Regions from separate parts of the Mus musculus genome. Here regions 1 and 2 are each linked to region 3. A link is a loop called in an ENCODE intact Hi-C map of the cell type or tissue named here. Cell type or tissue: left cerebral cortex. All regions are shown on one strand. Each heading gives the region's core, and the rest is flanking DNA. Links, peaks and the distances in the headings are about the cores only.

Region 1 (7,914 bases), core at 1,486-6,485, 77 kb before region 3:
CCAGAAGCTGGGCAGTGGTGGCACACGCCTTTAATCTCAGCACTTAGGAGCCAGAGGCAGGCAGATCTCTGAGTTCAAAGCCAGCCTGGTCTACAGAGTGAGTTCCAGGACAGCCAGGGCTATACAGAGAAACTCTGTCTTGAAAAACTGAAAGAAGAAAGAAAGAGAGAAAGCGAGAAAGAGAGAAAGAAAAGAAAGGAAAAGGAAAGAAAAGAAAAGAAAGGAAAAGGAAAGAAAAGAAAAGAGAAGAGAAGAGAAGAGAAGAGAAGAGAAGAGAAGAGAAGAGAAGAGAAGAAAAGCTTCCAGAATATTCTAATTGAGCAACTGCTGGTGGGATTGAAGGACATTCTTCCCCCTGAGAGGACTCCGGTTTTGTCTTCTCTCAGTGGGAGCAGGACAGCGTCTAATTGTGAGCACTGTGGTGATGTCTTAGTATGTGTGCTGAAATTAGTAGCATGGAGCCTCTGGTTTATAAGCACACAAAGTGAGCTGAAAAGCAGTTCAAAACACAGCAATGGGTAGTCTGTGTCATCAGGGCGTGATTGTATGGATTTTATTTTTCTTCCCCTATTTTCATGTGTGTGAGCTAAGTATGTACATGTACAGGTGAATGCCTGAGGTTGCTGTTAGAATCACCCTTCATTGCTCTTCCAACTTCTTCATTGAGGCAGGCTCTCTTCTTACATGAAGTACCGATACGGCCAGCTTTTCGAGCTAGCTTTCTCTGGGCTTTGCTTGTCTCTGCTTCCAAGGCTGCAGTTACTGGGTGAGATCTGAACTGCAGTCCTCACGTTTGCGAGAGCTTTAGCCACTGACGCGTCTTCCCAGCCCATGCCTTGCCTTCTCTATTTAACATGAGCTGTGTTTCTGTGTATTGTTAGTCATTGTATGGTGAAAATATATGCACTGCAATTTCGCCATACTCTATTGCATGTCCTTTACTTAAAAATAGACTTACCTTTATTCTTTTTAATTACATGTAAATGTATCTATCTGCTTGTGGATATAGTCCACTTGACTACTGGTACCCTCAGAGGCCATAAGAGGGCATCAGATACCCTGGCACTGGAGTTAGATAATTGTGAGCCATCTGACATGGATGCTGGGAGCTAAACTTGGTCCTCTGAAAGAGAAGCAGATGCTCTTAACCACTGAGCCATCTCTCCCACCCTGTTCCGCCTTTTGGCTTCTGTTCATCACTGTGTTTAGCATCACATAGAAACATCCTCCGCAGGTGACAGGATGTGTGGTGGGGTCAGCCTGGGCCAGCAGCACAGGGCTGAGGGCAGAGGTGAAGAGTTCACTTTCTCTGAGAGCAGCCACCTTCATGGAAGGAGTTTCTTTGAAACAACTGTCTGCCTCAGGGAAGGGCAGGGAGGTGGCCACTGTGACCTCTGGGAGGTCATGGCATCCAGCACTCTGAGGCACTTTGGCATGGAGAAGATAATGTTTTAGAAAAGAGCTTGCAAATCCTTGCTCTTTTGAAAGGGCACAGGGAGCCTGGAGATGGGTCCCGCGGTGGGATGTGGTCTTGTGAGCAGCTGCTTTGTATCTGCAGTAGAGAGGAAAGACTTTTAGAAAATAAGGAAAAAAAATCTATCATAAAGGGTTTTTAAAATATCACATATTGCAAAAATTGAGTGGAGGAGGACAAAGGAATGTCATCGGAGCCTGTCCCTGTGACATGCACTCAGCATCTTGGAAGCTTTTCACTCAGGTTTTTCCCATTTGCAATCACCATGGAAAGTCCAGTTTTTCATTCCCAGTTTTTCCATTGCGATTTCCCCGTGATGTCCTCTTAGTGATTTTTCTATAATTCACTATCATGTAATATCTTAGTTTATGTGCATTGGTGTTTTGCCTGCCTGCATGTCTGTATGAGGATACTGGCTCCCCTGGAACTGGAGGTATGGACATGTGGGTGCTGGGAACTGAACCCTGGTCCTCCAGAAGAGCAGCTAGTGCTCTCAATCAAGGAGCCACCTCTCCAGCCCTTCTCTACCATTTTAATTCCTAGATAATAATCCACTAATTTGGTATGATATTACTGATTATGCTACTAGTCCTTTCTCTTGTTTTTTATTTTTTAACTTTTGCTGCTTGGGATTGAACCCAGGACTTCACGTGTCCCAGGCCAGTATCTGCCCTGAGCTTCATCTTTATCTCTCCCTGCTAACGTTGTTCAGCTTTCTGCTACTGAAGAGTCTTTGGCATTGACAGCTTGACAGTGGGGATGGCACCCCCACCACCCATTTCCCAGGACTGGGTTCTCAGAAACAAGACTGTGCTGTAGGGCGGGAGCTCTTCCTGCCCGTGTCCACAGACTGCCCACTTGTTTTGCTATAGGCCTGCACTGGTTTGCTTTCACTGGCCAGGAGTGAAGTCTGGGACCTATTTTAGTCTTGGCAGCGTTGAGTAATATCTTTAAAATAAACTCTCTTTTCCTGGTTATTTTAATAGTTGAGAGCAGTTCATGTATTTTACATTTTTAATTTTTTTAGTTAACAAGGTAGAATGCTTATATTTTTAGCTATTAGTTTTATTTCTTTGTGAGATATTTGTTGATGAATTGAAATTAACTCTCACCTGGGCCTTGCGGGTATTAGCTGTTGTGCAGAGTGCCTCTGGAGGACCTCCGCTCAGAGCTGGGGCTCGGAGGCTTTATTTTGGTGTGCTAGTTCTTGGCTAGTGAATTGCCCTGAGTGATAAGTTTATTCAAATTGCTTTTCATGTCTTCCCTCTGTTTCTGTGGTAATAAAATGATGAGACATATGTGTCAGGAAACGCGATGCCTCCGTGAGAGCGCTCACTTTCAGGAGCCACAGTGAGTATGTGCTTGAGTGTCCTGGGCACCGTACTGAGCCAGGCACCTTATGTCCTAGAGCAACGCATTGGGTTGCCACGGGAGCTTTACTAGGAAGGAGCTGTCGTCACAGAGGCCCAGCAAGCACACAGAGCTTGCATGTTGGCTCTAGAAGACCCCATAGCCTTCCTCTATCAGAGACTCCCAAGAGTATTTTTTGTTCACCTGTGTAGGTGACCCTTCGCTGATCTTGTGGATCTGTATTACCCGTGGATCTATGTTACCTGTATTGTGCTTGTTGTAGTTAACAGAAATTCCTGCAACTAATGCAAAAGAGAGTAGTTGGCTTATAAAGAAAGAGAGTTATTTTGGAGTTTTTAACCTCAGAACCCAGTTGGCTCTGTTGCCTGTGGAAGATGGTGTGTCGTGGTGGGAGAGTGAACAGTGAAGTGAAACCTCATGACTAGGAAGCAGAAAAGAGAATGAGGAGGAAGGTCCCGGGTCTCATCATCCTCTTCAGGCCACCCCCAATGGCCTAAAGGCTTCCTAGTAGACTTTTTCTTTATAGTGCTATTATTTTTAATTATGAGTGTTTGTTCTCTCATGTGCATGCACATACATGTTTGCATGTAGCCAGGTGCCTATGGAGGCCAGAGGGATGGAGATGTGAACTGCCCAACATGGGTGCTGCCAATCAAACTCAGGTCCTCTGGAAGAGTAGCAAGTGCTCTTAACTGTCCTGTCAGATCACTAACTCTGGACCCCACCTCCTCAGGCTCCGTCACCTCCTTCCTACTCCTGTCAGTAAAACTTTAACACTTGGGCCTCTGAGGGACATTCAGAATACAAACTATAGGAAAAAATTCAACACATCAATAATGTTTTTCTCCAATAATGATTTTTAAGGTGGCCTTTAGTCCTATGGGCCTCTGAAACCTCTTCCTAGAAGCAAAGTCCCATTCCCAGTGCTAAAGCAGAGACACAGATGTCTAGAGCCGAGTGCCTTGAGACCTTCCTGTTCTGCCATGGGCTTTTACTGTTATCTCTGTGTCTCGACAAACTGTTGGGGGTTCCTCCTCACAAGTGGGATTAGTTCTCCTTGGGAGAATTTCATCGTGTCTTTGGTCACGTGTGGCACTTTTATCATCTCTGACTTTTGCCTGGGTGCGTGCATGTCTGGTGGAGTGTGGAGGAGAAACTAAAGGATGTTAAAAGAAAACATTTTAATGAATCTCCCAAACCAGAGACGTGGGAAAGTAGGTGCAGACTTGGAATCCGAATTCCATCTGCCTCCACTGTGCCCCGCTCTTGCTTACTCATTGCTCAGGCATGATGGTGGAAGAACTGGATAGAGTTTCAGGGGCAAGTGTGGAACTCTGGTCCCCTAGAAGTATAAAGGGGTCCTCCTCTTTTTTTTTTTTTTTTTTGTCACCGTCCTAGGCTTCTTCTGCCTCTAGATGGCACCACATGTAACATTTTCTTTTAAACCAACTAAGTTGGCATGGACTCAGAGCAAGCAGAGGGGGAAGTGGAGTTTGAGTTTGCTAGCCTGAACGGGACACTGGCTGTTTCAATAAGCTGCCTTCTAATGGCTTAGCATGTACAAAGACTGGGGAATCCAGGCTTGTCATGGGCTGCATGCAGCGTGCTTCGGGATGGTGGCCATTGCGGTGTTGTGGCCAGTGAAGGCCGGAACCTCTCAGTGAGTTGTGGGAGGCAGCTACAGCTGAATGGATTTTTCCCTTTCAGCTGGATCCAAACAGAATTGCCGAACCACCAATATTTTGAATCAGGTAATGCTACCTGCTGCAGTCTGAGGTTGAAATCCTTCCGCACGGTGCCTCTGGATTCGACCTTGCTTGGTGTGGAGTTTAGCAGAATGGATTAGTTACTCTGCTTGCTTTGTGACCAAATACCTGACAGCGTAGAAGGGAGGAAGGGGGTCATTGCTCCCTGTTTCAGAGGAGCCATCCTGACGGAGAGGGCATGGTGGAGAAGTGCGCTTCATATCCTGGTCACCAAGAAGCAGAAGGAGACAGTACAGGGAAGAGCCAAGGCAAGATGTCACCCCTAGGACTCATCCCCAGTGACTTCCTCAAGCTAAGCCTCACCTCCTGCCTTTCACTGTGGGATACATCGATTGATTAGGTCTGAGAACTCAGGATCTGATGTTCTCTGAACCGTGCCCCACCCCCAAAGATGTACCTGAGGTGTGCTTTACTGAGCTTGCAGGCATTTCTTACCCCACTGGAGTTGACAGTCACAATTAAGCACCGCAAAGACATAATTGAATTAAAATGAGGTCACAGAGTGGGCCTTAAATGATCACAGCTGAAGTCCTTCCAAGAGAGAAAATTTGGACTCAGATACCAAGAGACAGAAGGTGATGTAAAGCCACAGGGAGAAGAAAGCCGGCTGTCCTCGTGTCTCATATACGTTGATTTTGGACATCTGTCCTCCAGAAGTTCGGGAAAATCAGCTTCTGCTGCTGAAGCCGTTCAGGTTGTGGAAGCTGGCTACAGTCACCCCGTACACTAGCACAGCCATGGACTCATCACCGTTGTGTTTTAAGTTGTCACCTAGAGATGCATGCGTGTCCAACACTTGTGAAGTGTGATGACTTTCACAGGCATCGGCTTCTGCTTTCTCGGTGGTTTGAACATAAGAGCATGTTCAGATCTTAATTCCCAGTAACCAAGGACATGCCCTAACTTGGAAATTGGGTCACTGCAGATGTGAATAGTTAACATGAGGTCATATTATAGTAGGGAGAGCCCTTATTGCAGTCTGCGTGGTGTTCTAAGAAGATAATGTAAAGACATGAGGGAGGGATACTGTCTGACAAGGACCGAGGTGGGAGTGACACAGCCTTCAGCCAGGGATGCCAAGGGTTCACCGTGCTCCCTAGAAGACAAGGTGGGGTGAGGAAGGGAATCCGCCTGGAGTCGATGGGGGAATTGTGGCCCTGATGACCACTTGATCCTGCTGTACAACCTCCAGGGCTTTTCGTTTACACCGTCCACTCTATTGGTGAAGCTTCATAATGGCTGCCCTGGGAGAGGACTCTTCTTTCTTCCCAGGGGATCACTGGGAAGACACGAGTGCTCCCCTGGGCTAACCTGGAAGCAGTGGACACGGGCCTTTTTTTTTTTTTTTTTTAAACTGGCTTGCCATACTTGCTCCATCTCTTGGGGACAGTCCTACTCTCAGTTTCTGCTTGAATATCTGCTGTGTCACATGTGAAGTGTCCCTATTCCTGCAGGTCTTAACTCTGGCTAGCCCTAGTGAAGTACTGAATTCCACAGGCTTCTGAAGGAGTTGGACTTCTGACAACAGAAGTGGCCCTCAGAGTGGCCCAGAGACTGATTGTGGTTTCATGCTGACCCATGTGTATACTCTTGTGTGTTCTTTCTTTCCTACTTGTGTTATTTTGCTGTGTGTTTTTAAATACCTCTGGTAACTCAGTCACGTCCAGACCCTTGGGTTCTTCCATCCCAAAGGTGAAATCATATATCCTATAGTTCAGAACAGGGCTTTAGGGCCAGACCATGCTGGGTTCTCACAGTCCCCGACGCCCTCAGTGCTACTATACTTTTCTCAGCACATACTTCCTTGGCTATAAGATAAGGGACTGTCTCCGCACCTTCACCAGAGGGCATGTTCAAATCATTCATTGCATGATGTAATCAGAAAGAAGCTGATCTTATCCAATAGGTATTGTGCCTCGGGCAACAGTATACTATCCACCTCTGAACAAGCAGAAAATTGCGTGAGGTCTCTATCTGCCCAGCATGGTATGGTCGGCTGCAGCCTCCACATGCCCGGTCCCTCACCTTCCTACACTCCAGTAAGCGAGGCTCTGCCACAGAAACTGTTTTATTTCCTGGCTCAATATCTTTTTGTTTGAGGGAGTCTTTAGCCAGCCAATGTCAAAATGTCCTTCAGCTTATCTCTCTAGAGAGCCAGCTGGATACCCAAGCTGGTGCCAGAGGGAAAAAGAACAAATCTTTGCAGACCTGAGTTGAGTGTGGCTCTTGGTGGAGCCTCCTCTGCATTCTTCCCAGAGTCTCAGCCTCAGTGAACCTGCAGTGAACCTGGAGTTGGTCCCCAACTGCCAGAGTGGCTGTGGTTGGCTTGTCCTCAGAGCTGAGCATACCTATGTGGATTTGTCTGGTTGTGTTCCGTTTTGTGACCTGTAGCCTTCTCCAGTACCTGTGCATAGAGACCTTTCACTTCATACACTGGCCTGAAACCATTTTAAAACTTGATGCAGACGCTCCTCTCCCTCTTCCCCCACGCTTGCATTTTATACCTGTACAGCCGCCATGAGAAAAGATTCTTGGTTCTGATGTTAGAATCCCTCATTCCTAGGTAGGACCTGCCAGTCACCTATATAGGAACAAATCCAGGTTGTCAGACTTCCCATAAATCTTCTCTCTTGCAGCCTTTGCTTAAGAGACCCCGGTAGTTCTGCTTTTGTTTTTCCCAAAAGATGCCAGAAGTTTTGCATGAGGAAAAAAAAAAAGACAAAGTGCTCCCCAGCTCGCTGGGCTTATCAGTTTCTTAGAACTTCTAGAACACTGTATCACACCCCGGATGACACAAAGTGGCTCTTCCACAGTTTTGGAGACTAGAAGTGCAAAGTCTAAGTGTGAGGTGTGCCCTCTCTGGAGGATAGAATAAGTATAAATATATTTAAATTGGTTATACTACTCTTTCTTCTGTCATGTGGTATCTCGACTCCTCCACTTCTGTGATGAGGACACACTCAGCGTGCTGGTTGGTGAGAACGCAGCCTGGCAGAGCTGTGCTTTTCTCCGCCGTGGGTGTGGGTAGGCAGCGTGCTGGAGATGAAACACCCCGTCGCCAGCTTTCTGCCTTCCAGCCCCGCCTACGGCTGCGATGTCCCTGCTAGTTCAGGGCCTTTAAGTCCAGTGTGTTTGCCTTGCGCAGAACACTAAGAATATGGGTTAGCTGCTAATCTTTATAAATTGTAAGCTCACACATGAAAATTGGGCTTATTAGATTTTCTTTTTTAAAAAAGGGGGGAAGGGGAGAGCAAAAGAGAGATTCAACATTAGAATCTGAACTTGCCAAAAACAAAACAAAAC
Region 2 (7,914 bases), core at 1,486-6,485, 64 kb before region 3:
TTTCTCTGTGTAGCCCTGGCTGTCCTGGAACTCACTCTGTAGACCAGGCTGGCTTTGAACTCAGAAATTCGCCTGCCTCTGCCTCCCAAGTGTTGGGATTGAAGGTGTGCACCACCACTGCCCGGCTCGTTCTATCTTTTATATCCTCGCAGCTCACGATCATGCTGAGGTTAAGTTCAAGGATCTGAGTTTCGTGATCATGCCAACGGTCTTGGTCTATAGTAGCCAGGACGTTGGCTCTGGAGGTGACTGGGGGAGAACCTTGGATTTTTCAACTTCAAGGAAGTGTTGAGCAGTGGTTATGATACAGATGTTGCCACTGCAGACATCAGGATGGTCTTGGTATTCAAGAGATATCCTGGGGTGGCAGCAGAAGGGAAAGGCATCAGACTGTGGAGTGAGCTGGGCTTTTATGGAAAGAGAGGAGGAGGAAGAGGATGGAAGAGAGGAAGAGTGAGGAAGGAGGGTCTGGTAGCCAGGAAGAGGTGTGGATGGTGTGTGGGTTTAAGAACGGCTTGCCCAGCTCTTCAGGGAAGTCCTTGGTCCACAGATGCCATTGTAGGAGCCTGGTCCTCCCAGAGATGCTCTTTAGCATGAGCACCCCTCCCCACTCTTTTGAAAGGCACTAATCTCACTGCAAGGGCTCCACCCTCATCACATAACCACCTCCTAGAGGGCACACCAAATGCCCCTGTGTCAAGGTCAAGGTTTCCTTACACAAGTCTGAAGGAAACACAAGGAGTTTCCTGAGAAGAAAAAGCAGAATAAAGCCCAAAGGATGACAAGTATTCTGCATGTTTAGCTTTGCATAAAGTCATTCCTAAGGATAAGGGAAGGGTTTCAAGGATGCTTATCGAAGTTGCTAAGTTGCTGGTGTAGGACCTGGAGCTGCCAAGGGAAGAGTGTAGCTGTGTGGTTGGTGGTCAAGAGTGGGGGCTGCAGAGTCCCAGGAGAGGACCAAATGATCTTTGACTATTTTCTGCTGTGTGACCCTGAGCGAGCCACTTAACCTCTCTGTACCTCAGCAACCGCCACATGTGTAACATGAGAGATGAGTAGTTCTTATGTTAGTGGCTTCTGAAAGATGACTGCTTGACACCCTCTTAGTACATACAGTGCCTGTCACTCAGCCAGCCTTCAATAATGCCTGTTGCGATTCCCTGTCATTACCTCATACTTTCAACTCCCCTAAAAAGTTGTCAGGTAAAACAGCTTCAAATGCTCGCCCGCTGTCACCTGACAGCCACTGCACTACCCACAATGCCGTGACTAATACATCTTGTGGAAGAATGCAAGAATATTGTAGGCTTATCTTGACAGTTCAGCATGAAGCTGTTCGACGTGGTGTCACCAAAAAATAAAATAAAATAAGAAAAATAAAAGTTCTCATTGAGTTTGTTCCTGAATAGCAGTGAAAGAAAGTCTAGCTCGTTTACCACCTGGGGCTAGCAGCTGTTAGGAACAGCCCCCAGCCTGCCTGTGCTTGGCAGGACACCTGACTGCCTTGTTATTATAGACACAGGAATGACTCAAAGCCTGCTTGAATGAAATCTCCCAAATAGGGCATCTAGGAATCTGCATCTAAGCCAGCAGCCCAGGGAGCCAGGGGTGTCTGCTGTATGCTGACCCCAGGTGCCAAGGTAGATTCCGATATTAATGCATGAGGTCATCGCTTGGACAAACCTTGCATCTTTCGATATGCAGGTAGAAGAGATAGATGCGCAGCATGTTGTCATTCTCTCAGGTGCAGGCAGCCGAGGGGCATCTCTATCAGGGTGTGCCTTCAGAAGCTGTCCACCCTCAACAGTAGTGCTAAGGACCTGACACCGACCACATGTGTCCACTCTTCGTTTTGCTTTAAAGGCCCCTTCCTGCATATTCTTCCCTAAAGACATCATCAGGTGGACTCCTGTTGATCTTGTGAGAAAATCATTTCATTGGGCCAGAAATGAACTTCTCGGCAAGAGTGGGGGGGGGGCGGGGGGGCGGGGAGGTGTGTGTGTGTGTGTGTGTGTGTGTGTGTGTGTGTGTACCCAAGGCTGGAACAGGCTATGCTGGGGTTAGTGCTGTTCCTTTACATGTGATGCCCATGTGTGAATTTCTCTCCACTCCAGTTTGCTTATCTGTGAAATGGGGAAAGGGTGAAATAGACTCTCTCCAGCTCTGTGACTGAATTCCTCACTCAAAGCAAAGCAAAGAGGAAGGGTTGATTTTGGCTTACAGCTTGAGCGGATCCAGACCATCATGGAGGAGGCATGGTGGGAGGAGAGAGGTGACTGGTCACGTCATATCTGCAGTCAGGAAGGAGGGAGAGGGAAAAGGAGAGGGTGGGGAGGAGAGGGGGGATACCTCTAGGTCCACCACAACTGGTGGCCACATGAGCCTATGTGGGACATTTCTGGTAGAGCTTAAATACATTTATACCTGTTAAACAGTTAGGCTGCTCTACAACAAAGTCTCATGACCCTTAGACTTGTGTCTCGTGGGGTATCAGCTGTCGTTATTAATAATCCCATCATCATCTTCAAGACAATGCAGCGATGGTCATCCTTGTCTGTGAAGAATCGAAGTACAAAGGGGAAGCTGCCCCGATCTCAGCCGTGCAGCCAAGTGCAGCTGAGAGCAGCCGAACAATGGTCAGGATGAAGTGGGGTTCAGCCTTCCTGGTGGGGCTGTATTGCCAATTCCTATATCATTGCTTTTTGGACTGGGCCTCTGGGGTGCCAAGGGTGACTGCCACCAAGGAGAAAGGGGAACACAGAGCAGCAGGGGTTTTGGGTTTGGACCCTTTTCCTGCTTCAAGCAAAACGGCTTCAAGCAGAACAGCTTCATGTCTATTTTTAAAAAAATGTGTGGGCTTTTACACACTTCTTTGTTTCCACTGAGGGTTCTGTGGTAAACAGATCCAAGGATGAATTCTTGCTGGACTCCCTAAGCAGCCTTTTGTTCTCTGTCTTTAAAGTCTTCCTAACTTCTGGGATTCCAAAGACCGCGCCAGGATTGTCTCTTGCTGGAACAGAACTCAAGTTCAACTCACTGAGCACAGGTGGTACTCAAGACATTTGTTCTTTATAATGAGCCCCCGTCTGCTTTCAGAGTAGCAGTGGGTTTGCAGGGCTGATGAGTTACCTGTTAGTAGACACTTCTTGGCTCCTAACTGCATCAGGTCCTACTTGGCTCCAATCTGGCAGTGTGGCTGGGTCAGTGTCTCCACTTGTGGTGGGAAATGGGAAGCTGTTGACACTGTGGGTGATGCAGTGCGCGTGGCCGTCAGCCTGAGGAGCTACAGTACCAGTGCTTTGACATCAGAGAGACTAGGGGACAGCTACAGGATCCTCTTCATGAGACCAGGAAGAGATGATCTCAGACAGGCCCATCCTTGGTACAGATAGGTTGTGTCATTAAGATCCCTCTTCAAGGCTTGGAACATGAGTCTGCCGGTAAAATGCTTGCTAAGCAACCCTCACCACTCAGCATACATGTAAAGTTAGGCTAACCAGCTGATAGACTCTCTAGGTTCAGAGAGAGAGGGAGGGGGGAGAAAAGGAGGGAGAGAGAGAGAGAGAGAGAGAGAGAGAGAGAGAGAGAGAGAGAGAGAGAATCTCAAAACATAGAGGCAGAAGACGCCTGATGTTGAGCTCTACCTTGTGTGATGCGCGCGCACACACACACACACACACACACACACACACACCACTCCCCCAACCAACCTCCCTGGTGCAGGGGTGGGCATCTCTCTTTAGTGCCCTGCCCAAGTTTTCAGTATTAGGTGGCTATGCCTTTCATAATTCAAGAGGCTCCCAGAAGAAGCTGTGACTCTTTATGGGGAATCATTTCATCATTAAAGCTTATGTCTACCCAGACAGTGAAGGACCAGGTTCTTGCTCTGCCCTTCACCCCCCTCCCCTCCTTGCAAGGCATGGTTGAGAAGAAAACATCAGCTGCACATTGAATAATCGTGCTGCGATGCAACTCTCACCTTGGCGCATGTGAACGACCGAGAAAACAATGCCCGCTTTCCTTGGGCTCTCTAGTTAATATCCCTTGGTCTTGTGCCAGCCTCTCCCTCGACTTCTACATTTCAGAAGTATTTTGTTTTCCATTGCCGACAGGAGGAGTACAAAGGCAGATGGTGTCATCACCTAATTTGTTAATTCTGCCAGACTTTCTTCTCCTGCCAATCAGCAGTCATCCTTACCGGCTCATGTTTAAGGACAGCCTTGAGGAAAATTACAGAGGAGCAGTGTCCTGTTTACCCTGCGAATGAATGCCGAGGGCTTGGGTAAAATCAGAACAAAACAAACAATTTAAAAGCAGCACAGTGGCTCTGAGTGAATTCAAGGGTGGGCAGCGAGGCCGCTGCAGAGGAGCAGCAGGGGAGCCCTGGCTTGCTGTTCTTGACCCTGCCTAGAACTTAGCATGGGGTATTTCTTTCTGAGCCTTCCTTCCCTTCTAAAGTAGAAACGTGCCCTCCAGCACCTTCCCTGGAATACTGATTATTTACAGGATTGACATCATGCAGTTCTTTGAATTCTCTCCTGGCTTCAGAACAGAACTGTGTAAAACAGCAACAGAAACTGTGGTGAAGGAATGTGAGCCACATGTGGGCCACTGCTGGGGCCGCATCGGGGTCAGTGGATGCTTGCCTTGCAGATGTGAGGATGTGAGTTCATTTCCCTGGAGCCCTTGCTTTTTGTTTTGTTTGTTTTGTTTAGTCTTCTGAGAGAGAGACAGAGACAGACACAGAGACAGAGACAGACACAGAGAGAGAGAGAGAGAGAGAGAGAGACAGAGAGAGACAAGAGACAGAGACCCTGGTGTGGTAATCCTACCACTAGAGAGATGGTGTCTTAATTAGGGTTTTACCACTGTGAGCAGACACCGTGACCAAGGCAACTCTTAAAAAGATGTTTAATTGGAGCTGGCTTACAGAATCAGAGGTTCATGCAATATCCAGGCAGGCATGGTGCAGGAGGAGGTGAGAGTTCTACATCTTCATTTGAAGGCGGGTAGAAGACCCTAGGCAGCTAGAATGAGGATTTTTGTTTGTTTGTTATTGTTTTTGTTTTTTGTTTTTTTTCGAGACAGGGTTTCTCTGTATAGCCCTGGCTGTCCTGGAACTCACTCTGTAGACCAGGCTGGCCTCGAACTCAGAAATCCACCGGCCATGCTCCAGCACTGCCTGGCGAGAATGAGGGTCTTAAAGCCCATGCCCACAGTGACACACCTACTCCAATAGGGCCACACCTTCTAATCGTGCCACTCCCTGGGCCGAGCATATACAAACCATCACAGATGGTAGTTGAGTGGATGCCTGTGATTTTCTTGCCAGCCATCCTAAACTACTTGGCAATATCCAGGACAGTGAGAGACCCTTAAACAAACAAAACAAGGTGACCAGTACCTTAGAAATAATAGCTGAGGTTATCTTCTGGCCTCCACACACATGTGCACACCTACCAACACATGCATGCACATGCACATTCATGATCACTTATACACACACACAGAATATGGGCCTGGTGTTCATGCTTGTATTTCTAGCACTCCAGATGCTGAGGCAGGAGAATTGCAAGTTGGAGGCTAGCCTGGGTTACATAACAAGTTCCAGACTCCATTGGGCTTCCAAGTGGGAACCTGTTTTAAAAGACAATCAATCAAAACACAAACAAAATAATGTGGATAGGTGGTTGGGTGGGTGGTTATGTTGATGATGGATGGGTATAGGTAAATGAAGGAGTCAGTGCATGGGTTGATGAGTGCATGGGTCTATTTTCAAACCATTGGTGGGAGGGAGGGATGGATGGATGATGGATAGATGGATGGATTAACTGATTGGTGAGTGGGTTAATGCATGTTTAGGTAGATTGATGGATAGATTTGTCTTGGTACATAAAAAGAGGAATACCTCACTCTGTAGCCATTCCTTCCCAGAAATCTTTGTCCCCTCTCTTCCCCGGCAGGTAGACCTTCTTTCCTCCAGTTCACATAGAACTGTGTGTTTCTACCTATGACTTGTCAGCATCAGATGCAATAAAGGCCATGGGTGTTTGCTTTCTAGGGCCATTAGATGTTTTCAGACAGCCAGCAAAAGGCCTGAATTTATCTTGCTCAGTTTTCCCAGCAACAAGCACAGTGCGCTCCCAGCATAGCGTATATTTGCTGAGTGACCCCATCGAGGAAGAAAGACTTTGGAAATGCACGGACAACGTGTCCTGCTCTCTCGTGGCCGCTTTCTCGGCTAGGCTTTTCCTAACAGGTAGCCAGATAGGGTTGCTAAAGAGCAGCAGGGTTCCTTCCATCTGCCGCATGCACACACAGAGATACAACCACATACAGAGACACACAGACACAGAGACAGACAGGCAGAGAGATAGACAGAGACAGACACCTCCCCCATATGTCTCTCAAGACTTTTAAAGGACCTCTTGATTGTTTTAACAGCCTGTCTTCACAACGTCTCCTTCTGCTTCATCCCTGTTCCTGCCTGTTAAGTAACCATTCTTCCCACAGTTGGATCCCAGTGGATGTGAACCCTGGGACACCCCTCCCTGGTCAGCATTTGCGGATACCTATTATCTTCATCCTCTGTCATTACATCCTAATGTTTTGCTTAGATTTTAAGACAGGGACAGAGGCTAATGAGGGGCTTTTGTGCCCAAGAACTGTGGACCCTGGCAGCTTCAGTGGCTTTTGTATTTAATTCCAGGGAGGTAGGGTACTCATAGTGACTAACAGGGTTTCAGGGGAAGAGACAGGCAGCTCAGCCGGCTGAAAAGATGCAGCCCTCCTCAGATCAGCTGTTGCTCAGGCAGCCTGGGTGTTCCTATGCAGGGAGAATGGCAAACTCTAGAAGACCCCCCCTCCCTCCCTCCTCCTGGTTGTTACTGTCTCTTTCGCAGGGTTGTGCAGGAGCCAGCTCTTGCTGTGGGTGAGCTGAGCGCTCGAGCTCCCCTAGGCTCTACTTTCCTCCACTCTAAAGGGACTTGGTCACGTCTAAGCACCAGATACCTATGATTGTCCCTGTGGGAAGACAGAACCGTTTGCTGGCACACGAGCACATGTGTAGGAATAGATTTTGAATTGTTTACATATGCAAAAAGATTGGACTCCTAGTGAGCAGAGTATACAGAGGCACTCTGGGGTCTGTGCCAACCTGGGAATATTGTTGCAACGTTGTACACCAGACTCTCTGCTCAGTGCTCTGCATGGCTGATATCATAAAGAATTTAGATTGCCACACTAAATCCCACAGACACACACCCTTTATATAGGATTGAAGCTTACAGGAAAGGTGGAGCCAAGATATGAATACAGACATTCCAGAGTGAGCCTAAACCATTGTTATGCTGCCCCCTGCAGGTCAGTGTATGGCCTGGCTCATCAGTGTGGAGGGTTTTGAGGAGCCTTAGAGATTAGAGGCAAGACCCTGTACAACATATTTCCTCTGCAAAAAATGGGGGGGGGGGGGAAGAGCTTGAATATTTAGTAGCTGAAGCAAATTCTAACTGCTCTTCAGTTCCAGAGCATGCAGCAGGGGCTTGAAACATCAGAACCACAATGGGAGTCTCCCTCAGGGGTGCCTTTCCTGGTAAAAATCGACAGCTGGGGAGCTGGCTCAGTTGGGAAAATGCTTGCCTTGTAAAAGTCGTGAGAACCTGAATTTGAATCCCAGGATCTTTGTAAGAAGCCAGGGGTGGGAGTTCACATGTGCATACCTGGTGATGGTGAGACAGACGACAGACAGAGACAGGAAGACCCCTGAAGGCTTGTGGGCCACTAGCCCAGCATACTGCTGAAATCCCAGGCAGGTGAAAGACCCTGTCTGAAGCAAGAAGGCTGTCCTCTGATCTCTGTGTGTGCATCCTTGTACCATCCCCAGCACACACAAACCCAGCAGGAACATCTCTGGGC
Region 3 (7,914 bases), core at 1,332-6,331:
AGTCACCACGCTGGCTTCTTAATTAGGTCGCCCACTTGCGCCTTGTCTGACTCATAGCCGTCCATATAACTTGCCTTCTCTTTACACATTGGGGTGCTTAGGTTCAGAAGGGTCACACCCTGCCCAAGATCACACAGCTTGTCACACATTCACGCTCATTCCAAAGCCCATGCTTGGACGCACTTGCCTGTCACGCTTACATTTTACATCTGCCTGCAGGTGTCTAAAGCACACACTTGCCTTGCTTTTGCTACCTCGAAGGTCTGGGTGGGGTGTTTTAGTGCCCTTCAAAAATATATCAGAATGTGTCCAGCTGTTTCCCCATGTGTTGGAGGAAGGAGAAGTATCCGAGGTAGCAGAGAGCTGGAGTTCCTTGCTGTTACATATTGATAGCAGAAGGCTTTTTATTTAAAGGAAATTGAGACCAATTATATGGCTTGCAATTAAACTCAGAAAGGGAATTGAAAGATGGAGAATTAATTTCCTGTTTGTTTGTGATACAGTATCTAGGCAAACAGTTAATCAGCACTTGTATCAACACCCACCCCATAGGGCTCAGCCCTGTAAGTGCAGCCTCCTCTGCCTCCCCCGAGAACACTGGTCCATCTTACACAGTTAGCACTGCCTTGCTCGGCCTTGCTCTGTGCCAGGTGCTTGACAAATGCAGATTCCTAAGTCACCGTGCACAGATGCTCGGCTAGGGCCTGGGGGGTTGTGATGTCACAGAAATCATTACATCCTAAGAGCAGCAGCAGCAACACATAGCAGACACGTGTGGTCAGACTTACACAAAGAGCAGCTTCAGGTGTGATGGGCAGTAGTAGGCAGAGGCCAAGGTTGGCCCTGAGAGACCATGCTGGGCCTCCACTTTTATAACCAAATGAAGGACACGGAGGGCAAATGCCAAGTCCTGTGGAGCAAAACAGGCAGATTTGAGATTTCGCACAGGAGAGGTGATAAGACCTAGCAGTCTGCTTTGGAGGGAGAGAGAGGGAAGGATGGGGGAGGGAGCCCTGTCTTCAGATGCCCTGGTCACCATGGGGGAGAGGTTAAGTTCAAAGGTGCACTGTACAATTCTGGAGGCCTTCTATTCGCCTGTCCCTCTTGACTATGTCAAAGCCAGGGAGTCTGACTTGCAGGGGTGGTGGCTAAGGCTACTATGAACAGGAGCTGGTGTCTCGCTGCTTCTAAGAAGGCCAGAGGTATGAGGTCTGGAATTTCCTGTCAATACAGCCTTCATCTTCACATCCAGCATCCTGTGTCTCAGGCCAGAATGAAAATAACAAGGAGCCAGGAAGGGTCCCCAACCGTGCTGCAGACATGAGCCAACCCAGCCAGGAAGGGTCTCCAGCCATCCTGCGGACATGAGCCTACATCCAGCCAGGCTTGCCACAGGTCCACGGGGCTTTCTGGGCTTAGAGCCTGTAGATAATTCCCTTTTCTCAGTTCCCATCCCAAGTTCTATAAGCTCTGCCACCCCCTGCAGGTGGGTGTAAGCTGAGGTTGGGCACTTTGCCAGGACAGCAGCTGAGGCACAGAGTTCTGCCATATTTCCGTCACAGTGAGGCAGTTGGAGGCTGTGAAAGGAGGTACTTTGTGGTGGCAGGGACTTTTGTACCACCCTTGCCCCACCCCACAGTCTTCTCGCCTCCTTTGGGTCTTTGCTTGGTGAACTGTTTTAGGACCACTTTCTGCCAAAAGATGTTTCCTTTCCCAGCCTCCACCCACATTGGTTGATAGGATAACCATGGCTCGGCTTCCTGCAAGCCCACGTACTATGTTCATTTAGCTCACTGCAGAGCATGGAGACAGGCGGCAAATGGCAATCACAAGCATGTGAGTCGTGTAAGGAAAAGTGTAGGGCACAATAGGATAAGAGTGGAGTCCTCTAAGCAGAGGTTTGCAGTTTCAATCTGGAGGTGGGCAGGAGTCTGTGAAGAGGGAAGCGGCTGCTAGGTAGAGGGAACAGCAAGGTGAGGGAACCCCCATTGGAAGAGAGGAAGTGTGGGGATGCCTGCCTGTAGTGCCCACCTGGGTCAGGTGGGGGCTGGTCCTAGATACAGCGTACGATCCTGACCTACATCTCTAGGGTACTGGGAGGTCAGGAGTGGCCCAGAAGACATTTGGAAGGAAGAAGCAGATGCGCCTGAGCCAGGTGAGACCAGAAGGCATTACAGGGCTCTGGTGAGCTGTTTTGGTCTCACCACAAGCCTGCAAGGCCTTTCTGTAAGCCTGAGTTGGAGCTGAGGTTTCTCTCCAGCCCCCTCTACCACTCTGTTACTGCTCATTGCCCTCTACCGAAAGTCTGAGTGCTTAGACCATGCTAGGCACCTGTGATCGTTTGCATATGCTTGGCCCAGGGAGTGGCCCTATTAGAAAGTGTGGTCCTGTTGGAATAGGTATGGCCTTGTTGAAGTAGGTGTGTCACTGTGGGCGTGGGCTTAAGACCCTCACCCTAGCTGCCTGAAAGTCAGTGTTCTGCTAGCAGTCTCCAGATGAAGATATAGAACTCTCAGTTCCTCCTGCGCCACGCCTGCCTGGAAGGTCTCATCTTGATGATAATGGACTGAACCTCTCAACCTGTGAGCCAGGCCCGATTAAATGTTGTTCTTATAAGAGTTGCCTTGGTCATGGTGTCTGTTCACAGCAGTAAAACCCCAATTAAGACAGCACCCTGAGTGGTGCTTCTTGTGACTCACCCCCTGTGCCTCTCACTGCTGCTGATTAGGAGCTTCTGTGGCTACGCTATGCTGTGGTATCATTGCACCACTCCTGGGGACTGTCAGCTCTGGAGTCTGAAATGCATTGTTCTCTGAATTTTAATCAAAGCACTTGATCTCCTGTTCTTCCAGTGTCAAGACTCCAGCATCCCAGATCATCCACCCCGTTGACTAGACAGAAACTTCTACCTGTGCTCCATCAGCCCTGGCTTCTCTCAGGATGCTCTTGTCTGACTTTGTCCCACCACAAGTGGGCCCAGTGGATCTCAGTGCACATGGATGGGAGGCTGTGCCTGTTACAGTGCTTGGATGAGGGATGCTTGCATTTTACACAAGGAATTACAGTGAAATGAGAGGCAGCTTGCAAGCAAGTTTTGGCCATGGGGGTTGGGGACGCTTTTCCTCTGTAATGTCCTCCCGCCTCTGGCCTTCTCAGATAGGGCAGGATTGGTATTTCTCTGTAAGGGAAGAAGTTGTATCATGAATGACAGTAGTTGGGTCCTGAAATTAACCAGTCATAAAGTAAATAAATACATTGGTTACTTTGGGGCCAAAGGACAATATACCAAACCAAGAAACAGCACCAAGTTTTTTTATGCTTAGCTTTTCTGAGTGAAATAGTATTGCTATTACTGGGGACAATCTGCCCTTTTTAAAGGACTGTGGTATAATACACAGCACACGGAATCTTCCATCTTCCGTGGTTTGTTTGTTTGTTTGTTTTGAGACAGGGTTTCTCTCTGTAGCCTTGGCTGTCCTAGAACTCACTTTATAGACCAGGCTGGCCTCGAACTCAGAGATCCGCCTGCCTCTGCCTCCCAAGTGTTGGGATTAAAGGCGTGCACCATCACACCTGGCCTTCCTTGGTTTTGAGGTGCAGCTCACCAGTGCAGAATACCGACTCCACTGGCTTACTCACATTTTGAATCCAGAAGAGAATGCCCAGATGTGTGTCAGGTCAGAACAGAAAATGAAAACAACTGTCTCTGGGCTGTAGAATCTGGAGTGTTTACGGAGGCTGCATGGTTTGTACCACAAATCTTGTCTCAGTGAACCCACCTGGGCCTGGAGCAGGGTGGGTGAAGGGAGGCAGGCACATCTGCATGGTTTGGAGCATGTTCTTGCGCCATCTAGTGTCCTTGGGGGCCTTAATCTAGCGGCTCCCGAGGCAGCTGGATTTCCCTGGCTCTGGGAGGAGGCTGCATAAAATCCCAGTGGCTTGAAAAGCGCACCAGGGAGATGTTTGTCTTTTTAGATCATTTGGATTTTTTTTTTCTTTCCCCAGCTCTGATCCCAGGGAAATTTGCAACTAAAATTGTGTTTCATTAACAGTCAGAACAGTTTGTCCCTTTGAAGCTCAGACAGGGTGAGATTAATATGAACCCGATATTAAGCTATTAAGCATCAATTTGGCAAACCTATTTATAAAAGAGCTGGAGATAGAAAATAAAGAAAGTCACATTAAGAGGCTTGTCTGCCAAATCCACTCTCTATTCTGAAAGATGTGACTTAGTAACCAGTCTCTGTGTGAGAAAGAAAATTGTGTGCGTGGGTGTGTGTGCGTGTGGGGTGGGTGGGGGTGCTTGTGTGGGTGTATCGACTGAGCATGGCTTTTGATGACAGGCACTTACTCTGATACTGCCATTGCCCCTAAATGGTGTCCCAGCCAATGTAGACTGACTCCGTATTGCAGCCTTGCTGTGAAACAGCTGGAAAGTGACTGAAAATGTCTTGCCACCACAGTGAAGACACAGCCACCCCAATGTCACAGCACGGTGCATTGTTCACGTGCTTGTGAGGATGTTGACAGGGTTAGGTGTAGAAACACGTGGCACCATGCAATAGTGTGCCAGTCAGTGACAATAATAAACAACTGCTACTGGCTTCTGTCTGTGTTGGCTCTACTTCTGTTTCAGGGCGAATTCCTGCTCCTCACACAGTTTATTGTGGAGCAGGATGTTGTTGGGCCAGCAGCAGCAGCCTCATACGGCCTGTGTGTGCCATGCCTTTTGAATGCATCATTTTCTCCTGTGCCTGATTTAATCCCTTGGTGTTGTGTTCACTGTGCCTGTAGAAGGAAGACGCTGTGCCACATATCAATGATATGCAGCCCAGATGCCAGAGGACTCCACCATCTGGGTGTGCGCAGAGGCACAGTATCATGTTCACAGGACAATGCAGTTCTTGTAATGAACTGTCATTAAGCCTTGGAGTAGTAAAATAATTAACTATTCATTATGGCTCGTCTGTTATACAGTGTCATGTGCCCAAGTACTGGATACTTTGCATTTAATCCACACAATGGTCCAAAAGAGTACATGTTTTTATTCCCCACTTTACAGGGAACAGAGGCAATGAATGGTCAAGGATTTTACCACAAGTTGCAAGCCCACTGTTAATATTCTGTCCAGATGATGGTGTTTGCACCTTCTGTCCTTTATCCTTGGAGCTTCCTGCTGCAGCTGCAGTTTTGTCACAGTTGTATGTCATATTTAGCTCTCAGTACCCACCTCCCCATGAACAGAGATGTCACTTATGGGACATGCTGTTGGTGCCTGTGTTTGGAGTTCCTGTATCACACACAGGCTGGGAGAGGATGTATGAATGGAGGGAAGATGGCAGCTCAGGGATGCCAGGTCTCCCTGTCCCTGGCTCCCCTGCTTTGTGACCTGGACAAGTGACTTTCTCCCTAGAGCCTCAGAGCCGTTCCTATAGGATAACAAGATGGCTCTGTTGGCGTGCTGATTTGTGTTCTTTGTGAGAGGATGGACAGGCAGTGGTTACAGTAGCACCATGTCAGTAACAACTCTCAGGCACCCTGAGTTGTGCCCCTATATTTGCCCCTTTGGAAAGTAGGATTGTCCAACTCCGGTAGACAGGATTGGTTCTGGTGAGCAACACTGAGAGTGGAGGGCGTTTGGCTTTACCACCTCTTCACTTTCAAGTTCCCTTGCACTCATGGAAAGCATATGTGTGTGCATACAGCCACATGCATATTGACCTTGATAATTTATTTTTATCTTGTGTGTTTCTGTGCATGTGTATGTGCAAGTGCATGTGTTTGTGTGGAGGCCAAGGACAGCCTTGGACTTGTTTCCTCCTCATCTACAGCCTTTTTCTTTTGTTGTTGTTGTTTGGTTTTTGTTTGCTTGCTTTTTCAGACAGGGTTTTACTATGTAGGCTTGGCTAGCCTGGAGCTTGATATGTATGCCAGGCTGCCTTCAAATGCACAGAGATCCACCTGCCTGGACTGCTGGGATTAAAGGCATGTGCCGGCTGGAGAGGTGGCTCAGTGGTTAAAAATAGTGTCTGCTCTTCCAGAGGTCCTGAGTTCAGTTCCCAGCACCCACATAGCTGACAATCATCTGTAATGGGATCTGATGCCCTCTTCTGGTGTGTCTGAAGACAGAACATTCATGTACATAAAATACATAAATAAATCTTTTTTTAGAAAGCATGTACCAGCACACCGTGCTCCATCTCATTTTCCAATACAGGGTTTCACTGGTAGCTGGAGTGCAGCAATTTCACTGGACTGACAAGCCAGCAATCCTGAGAATCATCTGTCTATGCCCTGTACACCTCCCCCCCACTGTCTATCCCCTGTACACCTCCCCCCCCACTGTCTATGCCCTGTACACCTCCCCACCCACTGTCTATCCCCTGTACACCTCCCCCCCCCACACACACACACACTATAGAGATTATATGTAAGTGCCACCTTACCAGGAATCCAACTCAGTTTTTCATGCCCGCACAAGCACTTTACTGTCAGAGTTAACACCTGGATATTTTTTGATTTAAGAACAAGGAGAATGGGGCTGGAGAGTTGGCTCAGCAGTTAGGAGTATGTGTTGCTCTTATAAAGGACCGAGTTCAATTCCCATCACCCACATGGAGGCTCACAAACATCTGTAACTCCAGACCCAGGTGATCCAGTGTGCTCTTCTGACCTCTTCAGGCATCAGGTATACATGTGGTGCACATACATATACTTAACAGACAAAACATCCATAGTCATGAAATTTAAAGAAGAAAATCTAAAAAAATTAAATAAATAAATAAATAAATAAATAACAAAAATAACAGTAGTAACAGCAGGACACCAGGCATTTGGGGACAACCATACACACATACCAAAAATAAAAAATATAAAAATTATAATAGTGTGCATATTATGTCCTTCAAGGCAAAATGATACAGTCAGCATTCCATGGAAACCGTGAGGAAATTCCAGTGAGCCTGGGTAATGAATGGCACGTATTACTCAGCCCTTGTTACTGCCATTTAAGATGTGTAAGGCATCAATGATAGTCCCCTTAACATGCAGCAGGTGCGCTGCTAAGTGCATCAACCTATTAACAAGCCGCTCATCAGTTTCTGTAAAGATGGAGCTCTCCAAACCATGCGATTTTTCCTGGCTCAGTCTTAGATTCTCACTCCAGGGGGTCCTCACTCTTTGCATGTCTGAGGGAAGTGATTTCTTAATCTGCAGGTATGCCGCTCTGGAGGGAGTTTTGCATATTATCTTCCCCCGTGTGCTGTAGGAAATGAATACTGGGCTCTGCTCAGGAAGCTCTCCTGGGCTCTCTGAGCGTGTGATGGAGGAGGCAGCCAGGCGTGTTTGCAAGCAGGAGCCCAGCCTTGCTTCCAGCAGAAGGTAGAGGTATCTGCTAATGATCTGAGTGAAGGATGGACTCATCTATTCCCTCTTGGGTTCGTTCTGTTACAGAAGTGCTGAACCTAATCCCAGGAACCTCCTGTCTTGCTGAAAATCAGCCATTTGATCTGGATCGAGAAGAGTAGGTCAGACTTGGCAATATGGTAGTGGATAGTGTGGACTCTCCGGGGCTCCCACAGGCACTATCTGCTGAGCACCAAGAGGTGTCAAAGATGAGGGGAGGGTTGGTCCTTTTCTCCATCTCCCCTTGCCTCTGGTCCCCTATTTTCTCCTGGCTTATTAATCCTGTGACCAGCCCTCAGCTTTCTGCATCCTTCTGTCTTAGTTTGTCATCTTCCCTTCCTCACACTTGCCTCTGTAAATGCAGAAAGACATGGAGATGCTGTTAGGTGGGACTGTGGGCTTTCTGAGCACCCACCTTCTTGGACCCTTCAGCCCAGGGAGGCAACCTCTCTTTCTTCTTCTTCTTCTTCTTCTTCTTCTTCTTCTTCTTCTTCTTCTTCCTCCTCCTCC

What was found. Hi-C counts contacts between places; a loop is a spot of excess contacts. Peaks named below come from ENCODE experiments on the same cell type or tissue, not always from the same donor. Only the 100,000 strongest peaks of a DNase experiment are listed, where the experiment ranks them.
Region 1: a loop joins it to region 3, with 5 times the contacts of the local background. A loop is called at or near these places in 8 of 42 quality-filtered maps.
Region 2: it touches region 3 in a loop (2.3-fold over the local background); 8 of 42 quality-filtered maps call a loop at or near these places.

What each region holds. Positions count from the first base shown.
Region 1 is chr2:102,103,854-102,111,767 of GRCm38, reverse strand. All of the region lies in intron 2 of Ldlrad3 (low density lipoprotein receptor class A domain containing 3), which reads left to right. Among named protein-coding and RNA genes, the nearest start is that of Ldlrad3, 79 kb to the left of the region's middle. In left cerebral cortex, for the core only: a CTCF peak has its summit at 4,259 (motif pointing right); DNase peaks (open chromatin) are centred at 2,334, 2,812, 4,125 and 4,246; H3K27ac peaks cover 1,448 bases.
Region 2 is chr2:102,091,145-102,099,058 of GRCm38, reverse strand. All of the region lies in intron 2 of Ldlrad3 (low density lipoprotein receptor class A domain containing 3), which reads left to right. Among named protein-coding and RNA genes, the nearest start is that of Ldlrad3, 91 kb to the left of the region's middle. In left cerebral cortex, for the core only: no CTCF peak of the experiment used is centred there; DNase peaks (open chromatin) are centred at 2,946, 4,142, 4,429 and 4,482; H3K27ac peaks cover 672 bases.
Region 3 is chr2:102,026,774-102,034,687 of GRCm38, reverse strand. All of the region lies in intron 4 of Ldlrad3 (low density lipoprotein receptor class A domain containing 3), which reads left to right. Among named protein-coding and RNA genes, the nearest start is that of Gm39888, 39 kb to the right of the region's middle. In left cerebral cortex, for the core only: CTCF peaks have their summits at 1,495 (motif pointing left) and 3,856 (motif pointing left); DNase peaks (open chromatin) are centred at 1,713, 3,862, 4,425, 4,778 and 1 more place; H3K27ac peaks cover 610 bases.